Linked DNA regions of Homo sapiens: region 2 is linked to region 1. The links are chromatin contacts, found by Hi-C or POLR2A ChIA-PET in ENCODE. All regions are on one chromosome and are shown on one strand. Each heading gives the region's core, a stretch centred on a gene start or an enhancer-like site at or near the end of the contact. The rest is flanking DNA. Distances are from core to core; before and after follow the strand shown. Region 1 holds the start of NUP42 (nucleoporin 42). Region 2 holds the start of STK31 (serine/threonine kinase 31).

The links. A loop is a pair of places that touch in the nucleus more often than their neighbours do. ChIA-PET counts read pairs that join two places held with the same protein, here RNA polymerase II (POLR2A). Pooled maps may share reads with other maps.
Region 2: a loop to region 1 is called in a pooled map, with 7 times the contacts of the local background. The contact joins the promoter of STK31 here to the promoter of NUP42 in region 1. A Hi-C loop is called at or near these places in 6 of 50 pooled maps. POLR2A ChIA-PET finds 5 or more read pairs at or near these places in 2 of 52 experiments (PC-3 and activated CD8-positive, alpha-beta memory T cell).

The regions. Positions count from the first base shown.
Region 1 is chr7:23,178,847-23,184,892 of GRCh38, forward strand. NUP42 (nucleoporin 42) reads left to right here and starts at 3,202. Exons shown (of 7, transcript NM_007342.3): 1 at 3,202-3,360. The coding sequence starts at 3,240. RefSeq lists enhancers at 2,797-3,396, 3,497-3,566.
Region 2 is chr7:23,708,777-23,714,822 of GRCh38, forward strand. STK31 (serine/threonine kinase 31) reads left to right here and starts at 1,443. Exons shown (of 24, transcript NM_031414.5): 1 at 1,443-1,559; 2 at 3,323-3,369; 3 at 3,458-3,510. The coding sequence starts at 1,510.

The DNA.
Region 1 (6,046 bases), core at 1,952-4,451:
ATGTTTGACTCACCATTCAATAAGCATAAGCCCTCTCTGTACCTGATGTCCTAGAATCTGAAGTGTCTCTCATTCCTTTTTATTGGGGAGGAATCCTATCTCCTATCAAGTCGAGACAGTTGCCTCATCCAATTGGAAGGGGAGGCAGCAGTATTTTTCCTCTGCCATCTTGAAGAAATCAGAAGTTTCCTTCCTGTAACCCCACTCTCCTGATTTCCACCTATATATACCCATCACCAAACCGATCACTACCAAGTCCTGCAAGCCCTAGGCTCTCATTGTCTCACACACACTCCACCTAGACAGTCTCAACCGGCATTCTGGCCTTGCCCCTCTCTACCTTCACCAAGCACTGGGCTTACCCTCACTTAAGTTTCAGTCACCACTGGTATTATTTTAGGTATTTGATCCCAGCAAAGTCCTTACACATGCTGACATGTGCAGGAATGAGAAGTCAGTGGCTACAAAGCAATACTGGTTAACACAAGGTGGTAATAAAATAAATATACTAAGGTTAATGAAAGCCAAGTTTCTTGTTATCAATGGAGTTAAAAATAGAGGAAAATAAAATGAATCATGTGATTTTGGATTGAAATTGGAGATTATCAGTGTGAACTCAAGTTTTTTTCTTTTTTTCATAGTCTTTGACATAGAAGGCATAATAGTTTTAATATATAAAATATAGAAATGTTTGATGTAAATGTTCGTGTTTGTTTATACATATGTATTTCCCAGCAATGTTCATGACAGCAAAGACATCCCAGTAGCAATAAGCACATTAAAGCTCAGATCTTGGTTTCTAAGCAGCACCAAAAGGACCCCTGGAGAAATAACTGATTTCAGGACTGGAGTAGAGAATGTAAAAATGAGCCTGGAACATCTCTGCACCAGAAAGTAAAAAAGTGCTCAAGTAATCATGGGGAATTTTTTTTTCTCCTTTTTCGAATGTGTAAAGGAGCTTAAAGGGGGTCCCATTGGCCAAATTGGAGATGATCTGAGCATCAAAATAAATAATGATAGTAATGGATTATAACCCATTGAATAACATTGGAAATCATGAGTCCATACTGATATAAATAAATAAGTGAATGAGCTAAAAGTTGGATGAACAATCAGATTTTTATATACTTTCAAAGTACCTCCCCACAAAATTCTTATTAATAACAAAAAGGAAAAGAATAACTTTATGGTAGAGCAGCTTGGCAGACACCACCTTAAGCAAGTAATCCATTGAGCATTACAGGTAACAGGACAAATTGAAATTGTGCACAACCTGCAATGTGAAAACCGCAGCATCACTTCTGTGATAATCCTGACAAAGATGCATAATCTGAATCTAATCAAGAGAAAACATCAAACAGACCTGCACTAAGGAACCTCTACAGTATAAGCAGCCTGTAGTCTTTAATAGTGTCAAGGTCATGAAAAGGAAAAACAAAAAATCTTCCAAATTGAAGGAGACACAAGAAATATGACTAAGCAACAATGATTCCGAACTGAACCCTTTTCCTCTAAAGGACAATATTGGGACATTTGGCAAAACATAAATGGAGTCTAAGGATTAGAGAGTAGTAGTGCATCAGTATCAATGTCCTAATTTTGTTGGCTGTGTTGTGGTTATGTAGAATGCCCTGGTTTGTTTGTAGAAAATATACAATAAGTATTTGGATCATGGGGCATTAGGTCTGCAACATAGTCTCAAATGGTTCAGGAAAAAAGTTCTTTGTACTGTTATTTGTAACTTTTCCATAAATTTGTTTCAAAATAAATGAATTGCATTGATTAAAGAAAATAAAAAACTAGTTTGGACAAGTAGTTCCCGTCCTGTAGATTCTGCTGTCTTCAAAATCCAAACAAATTACATGAGCAAGAATGATGGCTCACTCCCAGCTCAATAATCCTAAAACCACCAGCACAAACCTGTAATCCAACAAAGTCAGATCTATTGACTTATTGCAATCAAGAAGACTGCACACCAGAGGAGCTGTGGTGTGTCTCACCGTACAAAATAAAAGGTAGTTATTGTATGTTTTGGCGGGGAGAGTGAAGTTTAGGTGAAATTTAAATGAAATCTCAAAGCATAGCTGTGTGTAAAGGCATTAACATCAGGTCTGGACGAGAATTGAATGTAGGGCATGTTTCCTTGGAAACTGCAAAGTTAAGAAAATACAGAATGTTTTCAGAACCGTTTATCTGAAGCTCTACACCTGGATAGAAATTGAGGCTGCTTCTCTGCGTCAAAGAGACTTAGATCCTCCAGGCAAGGATGGGACTTTTCACTCGTTCTGATATAATTTCAAATAGCAACGTTTATGTGGACTTGAAAGAACAAGGTTTCGGCCAGACGCGGTGGCTCACACCTGTAATCGCAGCACTTTGGGAGGCGGACGCGGGCGGATCACGAGGTCAGAAAATAGAGACCATCCTGGCTAACACGGTGAAACCGTGTCTACTAAAAATACAAAAAAATTAGCCGGGCGTGGTGGCGGGCACCTGTAGTCCCAGCTACTCGGGAGGCTGAGGCACGAGAACGGCATGAACCTTGGAGGCAGAGCTTGCCTCCAAGCTCTGCCACTGTACTCCAGCCTGGGCGACAGAGCGAGACTCCGTCTCAAAAAAAAAAAAAAAAAAGAAGAAATAACAAGGTTTCTCAGTGTGTAGTAAGAATGTACTTAAGTGGTAATACTTTTCCGTTGCAGCATGTCCTAAAAGAAACATTGTTTCCTCTTAACGTCGTCTGGCTTTATTTGACTCTGTTATCCATCCAGATGAAAGGCTAGGCAGTTTGTTACTTTCTCAGCCCAAGCTAAGTTTTACCGTCTCAGCAAGAACGACTCAGTCTCTCAAATCATAGCTAATTCTCCTCTGAGGGCCTTGCTGAAGTTCTGCGTTTGCTTGCTCCGCTTTCCTCTCATTTTGGACCTCCAGCCTTCCTGTAGTCCGAGGCCCTGCACCGGGGTCAAACGCGCCTCCGGTCTTCACGTAACCGTTCAAGCATCCCTCCTTCCCAGGACACACTCAAAGCGTCAGAGCGGTCCGCTCTTCTCAAGTCCTATTGGCTCAAGTCCATGCGTCTCATGGCACTGCCGGGTGAGAGGCGGAAAAAGGCCTTCCCAGGCGCGAGAAGATGACGTCACAGTAGCCCGGCCGGGCGCCGAGGTTGCCTTAGGGCTCTCTGCCCAGTAACAGGCATCGAACGGTGCAGACTGAAGACGCCCTCCGTCAGCGACGCCGTCGCAATGGCCATTTGTCAATTCTTCCTTCAAGGCCGGTGCCGCTTTGGAGATCGGTGCTGGAACGAACATCCCGGTGCTAGGGGTGCAGGAGGAGGACGGCAGCAACCGCAGCAGCAGCCTTCAGGTGACTCTCCTCTGAATCCTCCGCGGTAACCGAGCCGGGAAGGGTCCGCCGGCGGGGACCGGGCGTCCCGCGTGTTTCCCGCTGCTGGTGACCCCAACGTGCCCGCGTCGCGGCCTTGCCGGCCCTACTGGGCCCTGCACAACGTTTTTAAACCGAGGGTTTTATCTACATATTATTCATGTGGTCCGTTTTTATTGAGCTTCTGAGGACCTGGGTTTGGGCCTGGATGCTTGTGCGAAACTGAGTTTTTAAATCGGAAGTACCTATCGAAACTACCTTGTAGGTAAATGCCGGAATTGAATATAATTTTTACTAAGTTGTTTTTTCGAGGGTGAGGCTAGCAGCTTGGGTCAGAATCAGGACTTCATTTTGGAGAAGTCGTGGACTTCTTTGAAAAAATCTAATAAAACCGGCCGGGCGGTGGCTCACGCCTGTAATCCCAGCACTTTGGGAGGCCGAGGCGGGCGGATCACGAGGTCAGGAGTTTGAGACCAGCCTGACCAACATAGTGAAACACCGTCTTTACTAAAAATACCAAAAAAAAAAAAAAAAAAAAAAATAGCCGGGCGTGGTGGCGCGCGCCTGTAATCCCAGCTACTCATGAGGCTGAGACAGGAGAATCGCTTGAACCCGGGAGGTGGAGGTTGCAGTGGGCCGAGATCGTGCCACTGCACTCCAGCCTGGGCGACAGAGCGAGACTATCAAAAAAAAAAAAAGAAAGAAAGAAAAGAAAAAAAGAAAATCTAATAAAACCTATAGAGCCATACCGCAAAAATGCACCTGCTCATAAATTTGGGGTGAAATTGGGAATGTGGGACGCCCAGTTAAGGGCTATCCGGGAGGTGAGGAAAGGAGATGCGGGGGCCACGTTGATCTAGTCCCTGGGCCTAGATCATTGTCAAAGCTTTTTATCTTCAAGGAAAGGAGAGATTAGACATGAAACCTTAGAACAACACAAGATTTTTAAAGATCGGGTTAATAATTCGGTGCTGTCTCCCTTCCTTCCCCTCCTTTAGGGCTATTCATCTGACCTTTATTTTTTTATTTTATTTTGAGACGGAGTCTTGCTCTCTCAGTCAGGCGGCTCACTGCGACCTCCGCCTCCCAGGCTCAAGCGATTCTTATGCCTCAGTCTCCCGAGTAGCTGGGATTACGGGTGCCCGCCACCATGCCCTTGATAATTTTTGTATTTTTAGTAGAGACAGGGTTTTGCCATTTTGGCCATACCGGTCTCGAACTCGTGACCTAAGGTGATACTCCCGCTTCCGTCTTTCAAAGTGCTGGGATTACAGGCGTGAGCGACCGCGGCGGGCCTCATCTAACCTTTAAACCTTGTATTGCGTGATGGTTTCACGTCTGATCCCACTTCAGGGAAGACAGTCCTTTTATTTCCTCCACAATTAATCTAGTGAAATATTTCAGACCGAAAATTAGGACTCATGTCTGATGAATGTGAGTGTAAACAAAATTTGGCAGACAAATTGTATTTAGCTCCCAGAAACAAATGAATGTTTCTGGAATTATAAGTATGAAGACCAAAAGCAATGTAAAAAAAAAAAAAAAAAAAAAAAAGGAGGAAGTGAGTTTCTTCAGTTGTATCATCCCCCAGTGAATTTGGAACTTTAGAAGAAGAAGATACCATTAACTTCTACTTGAGGGATCTGGTCTAGCAATCTCCACTTTTTTTTTTTTTTTTTTTAGGGTAGTTTAGAGTTGCAGGATGAACTTTCACAACTGGGCATGTGTGTCATTCTAACTTTTAATATAATTAATGGCTTATCTCTTTATTCAGTCAGAAACAAGATGAATTACCTTAATCTTGGCCCCAACTAGGAAGTGATGAGTAAATGAGATTGCTAAAATGATTTTAAAAAACAAAACAAAACCAATATATAAAGAGAGGAGAGAATCTTTTTGGCTCATTTTGATATTTATGAAATATTGGAAAGCTGGTAGAGGAACTACATGCATTCTGTACACATGTAAATACCATGTATAATCTCTCTGTGAAAATAGGTGTGTAGGTGTTTGCCCAGAGAAAAGACTGCGTCAAATAGACTTAAGCATCTGTACAAAAACAGAGGGTAGAATGTAATCTTTCATATTCGAGAAACTTTAATTCAATGTCCATTTTTCAGCCTTTACTACAGTATAGGGCCTGGTGGGGGAGCAAAGAATGATAAAAACCCAAGTTTTTATCCTGAAGGAGTTTATGATTTATGATGCATGCCTTCTGTCAACTTTTAACTATCAAGCAGTTGTTCATTTAATAAGCTTTGTCAGCTGAATTTAGTAATATATCACTATTTTTCTATATTATTTTCTTCTCAATCTCAAACAAAAATGCAATTGGCCACTATGTGATTTGTTGATATTACAACCTAACTACTGTATATAAATAAAAAATGAAGAGATTGTCATTTAAAATGAGTTTAAATGTAGTGCTTGTTGAATCTTTCTATATTGTCTAGACATACTAAGATATAATGAAGATTTTTGAGATTTTAAAGAACAGTTGCTGGGCACAGTAGCTCATGCCTATAATTCCAGCACTTTGGGAGGCTGAGGCAGGTGGATCTCTTGAGCCCAGGAGTTTGAGACCAACCCCGGGCAATATGGCAAGACCTTATCTCTACAAAAAGTACAAAAATTAGCCAGACATGGTGGTTTGCGCCTGTGGTCCCAG
Region 2 (6,046 bases), core at 193-2,692, 530 kb after region 1:
CAAAAAGACAGCTGTAGACTGGGAGAAAATATTTTCAAACCTGAAGGAGTTTTATCCACAGTATATAAAGAACTGTCAAAACTCAATAATAAATTCAGTTAGAAAACAGGAAAAAGCTTGGACACCTCATTTAGGAAGATCTGGATGGAAAATAAACATAAGAAAAGTTTCTCAACATTTTTAGTTAGTAGAGAAATAAATGCAAATTAAAATCACAAGGAGATACCACTTTAAACATTTATACATGAATGTTTAAACTTAAAAACACAAACCATATCAAATGATGGTGAGGATATAGAGCAACTAGAACTCTGAAACCCGCTGGTGGGAATATAAAATAGTACAACTGTGTAAAACTATGCGGCAATTTTTTAAGCACATATACAATTCTATGACTTGGCCATTCCACTCCTAGGTACTAACCCATGAGATATGAAAACATATGTCCATACAAAGACTTGCACACAATAGCAGCTTTATTTGAAACAATTCAAAACTGGAAGCAGTCCAAACACCTATTAAAAGGTAGATAAACAAATTGTGTTATATTCATGCAGTGGAATAGTAACAGCAATAAAACCCAACAAACTCTTGACACATAGGACGAAATTTATCAATCAAAATAATTATGCTATTGGAAAGAAGCTAGATTAAATGTTCATACTGTATGATTCTATTATCGTAAAATTCTAGAAAATGCAAACTAATATATGGTGACAGAAAGCAGAACGGGAGCTGGGAGGAGTCAGGTATTACAACCGGGCATGAGGAAACTTTGAGGTGATGGAAAAGTTTATCTTAATTGTGGAGGTGATTTCAACAGTGTATACATATGTTCACCCTTAACAAATTATGCACTTTTGATATCTGCAGTTTATTGTACTTTAACCTTCAAGCTGTTAAAAATTAACCGGAGATAATTTTCAATTGTTGTGTAAGGTTTGCCACAAAGTGTAATATCTGCAAAGAAGCAGACAACTAATTTTTTCTTCTTAAGATTGTGGAAAAAGTTGTAATACTACAGAGAGCTGTGGAATCTAAGGATTAGTTGACCAACGCTTGTAAAGCTACCAATCTGAAAAACACATTTTCAGTTACCAAAGTTATTTTCTCTCTTCCATCGTGTAAATAGAATGTCGGGGTTCTTCTAATTTGGGTGTTTCTAAAATTTAAATCCACGTGAACAGATTAGGAAAGACCACGAAATCCTACGTCACCTCTAAAGTCACAGCTTGAAGCCTTGCGAAAGGAACTGGCCCTAGACCCCACCCCGGCCTATAAATCACCAGGGCGCAGCCTCAGTGCCTGGGGGTCGGCAGCAGCCAGCGTCAGGCGGCTCCCGCACGCTTCTTCCTAGGCGGCAGGCCGTGGCTGCCACGTGACTCCCGCTAACACCGGATGATGGCGCAGCGCTGTGCACGCAGGCGCAGTGTGGGGCCCTTGCGGTCGAAGCTCACGCGGTAAGCCGCTGCACGTGTGCTACGGCGGGCGGAGGGCCGAAAGTCCAGTATGTGGGTCCAGGGTCACTCTTCTAGAGCTTCCGCAACGGAAAGTGTGAGGTCAGTAGTAGTTTTTGTGGTACGTGCAGTGGTGGCCGCTTCAAGGACTATTTTCGTCGCTGCTTGCGTTTTAAGTCTCCAATCCTGGGACGAGGCCCATTTCAGGGTTTTCTGTCACCTTCTAGCCGCCCGCCACCCCAGAGGGGTGCCAGATGCCCCAGTTTTTGAGTGCATGCAGGCAGGCGAAAGTGGCTCGAAAAGACCTCCGGCCTGAATGATCTCCATGAAGACGCGGTCACGCAGCCTCCACACTCTCTTCCCCTTCTCGAAAATTCTGTGCCATTTAAGTTTCAAAATCCCTTATAAAATAAGTGTCAGAGAGCTACGTGTACCCGTTTCTTCCAAATTTTCATCACGAAGTGGAGATTTGGACGTACTATTTTGTGATCTCTGTTTGCAGAAAGTGGGTACGGCATCAGTGCCTTCATAATCAGGGCAAGTCATTTTAAAATAAGATTTAAAAACTACTCTAGAAGTAGCTTCTTGGAGTGTGTGGAGAGATTTCCAAAGTAATTTTAACTTTTACTGAATTTAAGCCTTAATGCTTTCCGTGGGAATATATAGTCTCCCTAAAAGTTATTACAGCTTTTCAGTCAGTTGAATTTAAAAACTGCTTTTTGACCAGTAGAAAAGAACCCTTGCTTTGGAGACATTTTCATGCCACTTACGAAAAATTTTTTTAAAAAATTAAGTTGTGACAAAGTAATCCATTTTTAAAATTTTATTTTTCTGTGATGAGGAGTTAATGTTTTCCTTTTCATAATGAGAGAGCATTTGAAACTTTAGTATAGTGGTGTTCCTAGACAACTTTTAAAGCTCTTAAAAAATTGCGGTGGCTTAGGCCTGTAATCCCGGCACTTTGAGAGGCCGAGGTGGGCAAATCACAAGGTCAGGAGTTCAAGACCAGCCTGGCCAACATGGTGAAACCCCGTCTCTACTAAAAATACAAAAATTAGCTGGACGTGGTGTCACGCGCCGGTAATCTCAGCTACTTGGGAGGGTGAGGCAGGAGAATTGCTTGAACCCGGGGGGTGGAGGTTGCAGTGAGCTAAGATCTCCAGCCTGAGCGACAGAGCAAGACTTCGTTTGGGGGGAAAAAAAAAAAAACCCATAAAAAATCTGTGTTTTAATTTTCCTTCAACACTTATGAATGGAAAGTGCAGTATTTTAGTATATTACAGATAAAATTACATAGTGTACATTTATTTTGGAATATTTTTGCATTTGATAAAGTATAATATTATGTAATTAAAATTATTTTTGAAGTAATAGGCAAAATTTTAGGTATTTTTGCAGTCTTTAATCCCACGGAATCTTCAAAAATAGTAACCACCGTGCCTTTTACATAAAATAGACTACCAGTTTAAAGCATTTGTTCTATTACTTGTAATGTTTCTCTTTGTTTACATTGTGGAAGTCCTTTTTATGGGAGGATATTTTCTAAAAAAAGAATATGTACATTGTTTCAAAGTATTGATTTATGTAAGTGATCAAAATGTATATGAGTTCAGTATAAGTTTGTAAAAGTTTGGCTAGAGATAATTTTAAGGATAGAGATTATATATGATAAAATTGCATCTACTACAAAATACTCAAAAGAATTAGTTAGTGAAGGAAATATTGAGCTCATTTTTAATATAGAGTTTGAATTTTGATAACTGCATTTAGGACAAAACATTTGTAAGAATTGAACATGATGTAGTTTAGTCTTCATTCATTATTAATGGTGGATTATTGTAATCTAATTTAAGGTATTGTTCTAGTTTTTCAGGAATTGTTCAAATGGATGAAGATACACATTACGATAAAGGTACTGACACTAAAAATTATTTTGGGGTGTAAGAGCTAGATGATACTGATTAATTTCTAATTTTCCTTGTATTGTGATTTGATTTTAGTGGAAGATGTGGTTGGAAGTCACATAGAAGATGCAGTAACATTTTGGGCCCAGGTAAATAGCAAACTGGTTGATATCCCCCCTCACCTCCCCCAATCCAGTTCCTCCCCAACAAAAACAAAAATAAAACCCAGGAATAAATACATTTGTCATTCTCATTGCCTAATATTTATTGAATTATTTATCACCAGGCATTATTAGGAGACAAATGTTGACAGCTGTGATGTTACTTGACTCATTATGAGTCAAGTGTTATGCCCATAATACACCAAGTTTGAAAAAAGAAAATTGGCAAGATTGTGATTTCAGAATTCCACTCAATTCTAGGCTGCTTTTGCTGGATTCTGAGAGCCTGTTGTATTTGTGAAGTTATAGCCCCATCTAGGGGTCTTTTATAAGATTGTTTCTTGAAGGAGGATAAGTTAAAAATCTCGGTCGTTTTTTCTAATGGCTTAAATTTGAGATGTGGTATTTTTCTCATTATAGAATTGGAAGCATGAATGAAACATTTCTGATTTTCTGTTGGGAGGGTGTCAGTTAGGTAAGGTTACTCAGTTTTAAATACAAAGCAAGCACTGAAGGGCTGTGTTCCACAATTTAAGAAGGTAAATTCCTCTGATGCACAGAACGACCTGCTAATTTTTGGTTTTGTAAACTATACATGATACGGAAGGGAAAGAAATTACGTTTCTCTATACTCCCTACAGCATGGGAACTCCTTTTGGTGGGGGGTGAGGTGAACTCGTAATGTGGGAAATAAGGAGAATATATGAGAAGAAAGTTCTAGAAGAATATGATTAACCCAGAGTTCTTAAATATATAGTCATGCATCACTTAATGACTGGGATACATACAGAGAAATGCATCATTAGGCAACTGCGTCGCTGTATGAACATCATAGAATGTACTTAGAGAAACCTGGATGATATAGCCTACCACATACCTAGGCCATGTGGTGTACCTGTACCTCATGTTACTGTACTGAATGCTGCAGACAATTGTAACACAATATTAAGTCTTTATGTATCTAAACATGAAGGTACAGTAAAAACATATTATAAAAGATTAAAAAGTGGTACACCTGTATAGGGCACTCACCATGAATGGAGCTTGCAGGATTAGAAATTGCTTTGGGTGAGTCATTGAGTGAGTAGTGAGGAATGTGAAGTCCTGGGACATTACTGTACACTACTGTATACTTTATAAATACCATACACTTAGGCTACACTAAATTTATAAAAATATTTTTCTTCAATAAACCTTAGCTTACTGTAACTTTTAATAAACTTTTGACTCATTTGTAGTAACACAGCTTAAAACAAACATTGTAGAGCTGTGCAAAAATATTCTTTACGTCCTTATTCTAAAGCTTTCTTCTCTTTTTAAACTTTTAATTTTTTTTTACTTTAAAAACTTTTTGGTTAAAAACGAAGACAAGATCTTCAATATCACTGTCTTTCACTTCCGCTTCTTGTCCTACTAGAAGGTCTTCAGGGTCAGTAATGTGCATGGAGCTGTCATCTTCTGTAATAAAAATGCCCTTTTGGAATACCTTCAGAAGGACTTGAGGCGGCTGTACAGTTAACTTTTTTAAATAAGTAGGAGTACACTAAAATAAGAAAAATTATAGTAAAAAAAAATATATATATACACACACACCAGTGACATAGTTATTTTCATTACCAAGTATTATGTACTGTACATAATTGTATGTGCTGTGCTTTTGTGAGACTGGGGCACGGTAGGTTTACACCAGCATCACCACAAATATGTGAGTAATGCATTGTTCTATGATGTTACAATGGCTAGGACTACACTAGGCAATAGGAATTTTTCAGCTTCATTATAATCTTACGGGACTACTGTAGTGTGTGTGGTTCATTCTTTGACCACAATGTCACTATGTGGGGCATGGCTGCATGTAAAAAAAAATTGTAGAAGGGTGATGTTATAGAAAACTTGGGGCAAATTCGTGTGTCTGCTTATGCACATATATTTGGCAAATTTGTTTCTGCTTATGCATATTCTCTAAAGGTTGCTCACACGTTCTGGTTCCATGCCCATTGTCTCTGTATTAGTGACAACTGCATCACTCTCAACAGTGTCCCAGGGTGGATGATAAATTATATTTAAGCTTATTATACAGAAACATCATTTATCAGTGTAAAAAGATTTTCTAGACTAGTGCTGTCTAGTAGAAATATATGAGCCATGTAAGTAATTTTAAAACATTTTTGGCAGCCACATTGAAGAAACTAAAAATAGCAGGTGACATTTTAATAAGTACATTTTATTTAACTCAATATATCCAAAATATTGTTTCAAAATATAATTAGCATAAAAATGTGAACAGGATAGTTTATATTTCCTTTTTAATATTGTCTTTGAAATCCAGTGTGTATATTAGACTTACAGCATATCTCCTTAGACTAGCCATATTTCAAGTGGGTATTGGCTATTGTATTCACTAGTGCAGCTCTAGACTTTGATTTCAGTTTACTTTATTTGTGAATATGTTGATTGAATTTGGAGCAAATTCAAGAGTCAGCAGTTTTTTTTTTGTAAAGGATCAGATGATGAGTATTTTACC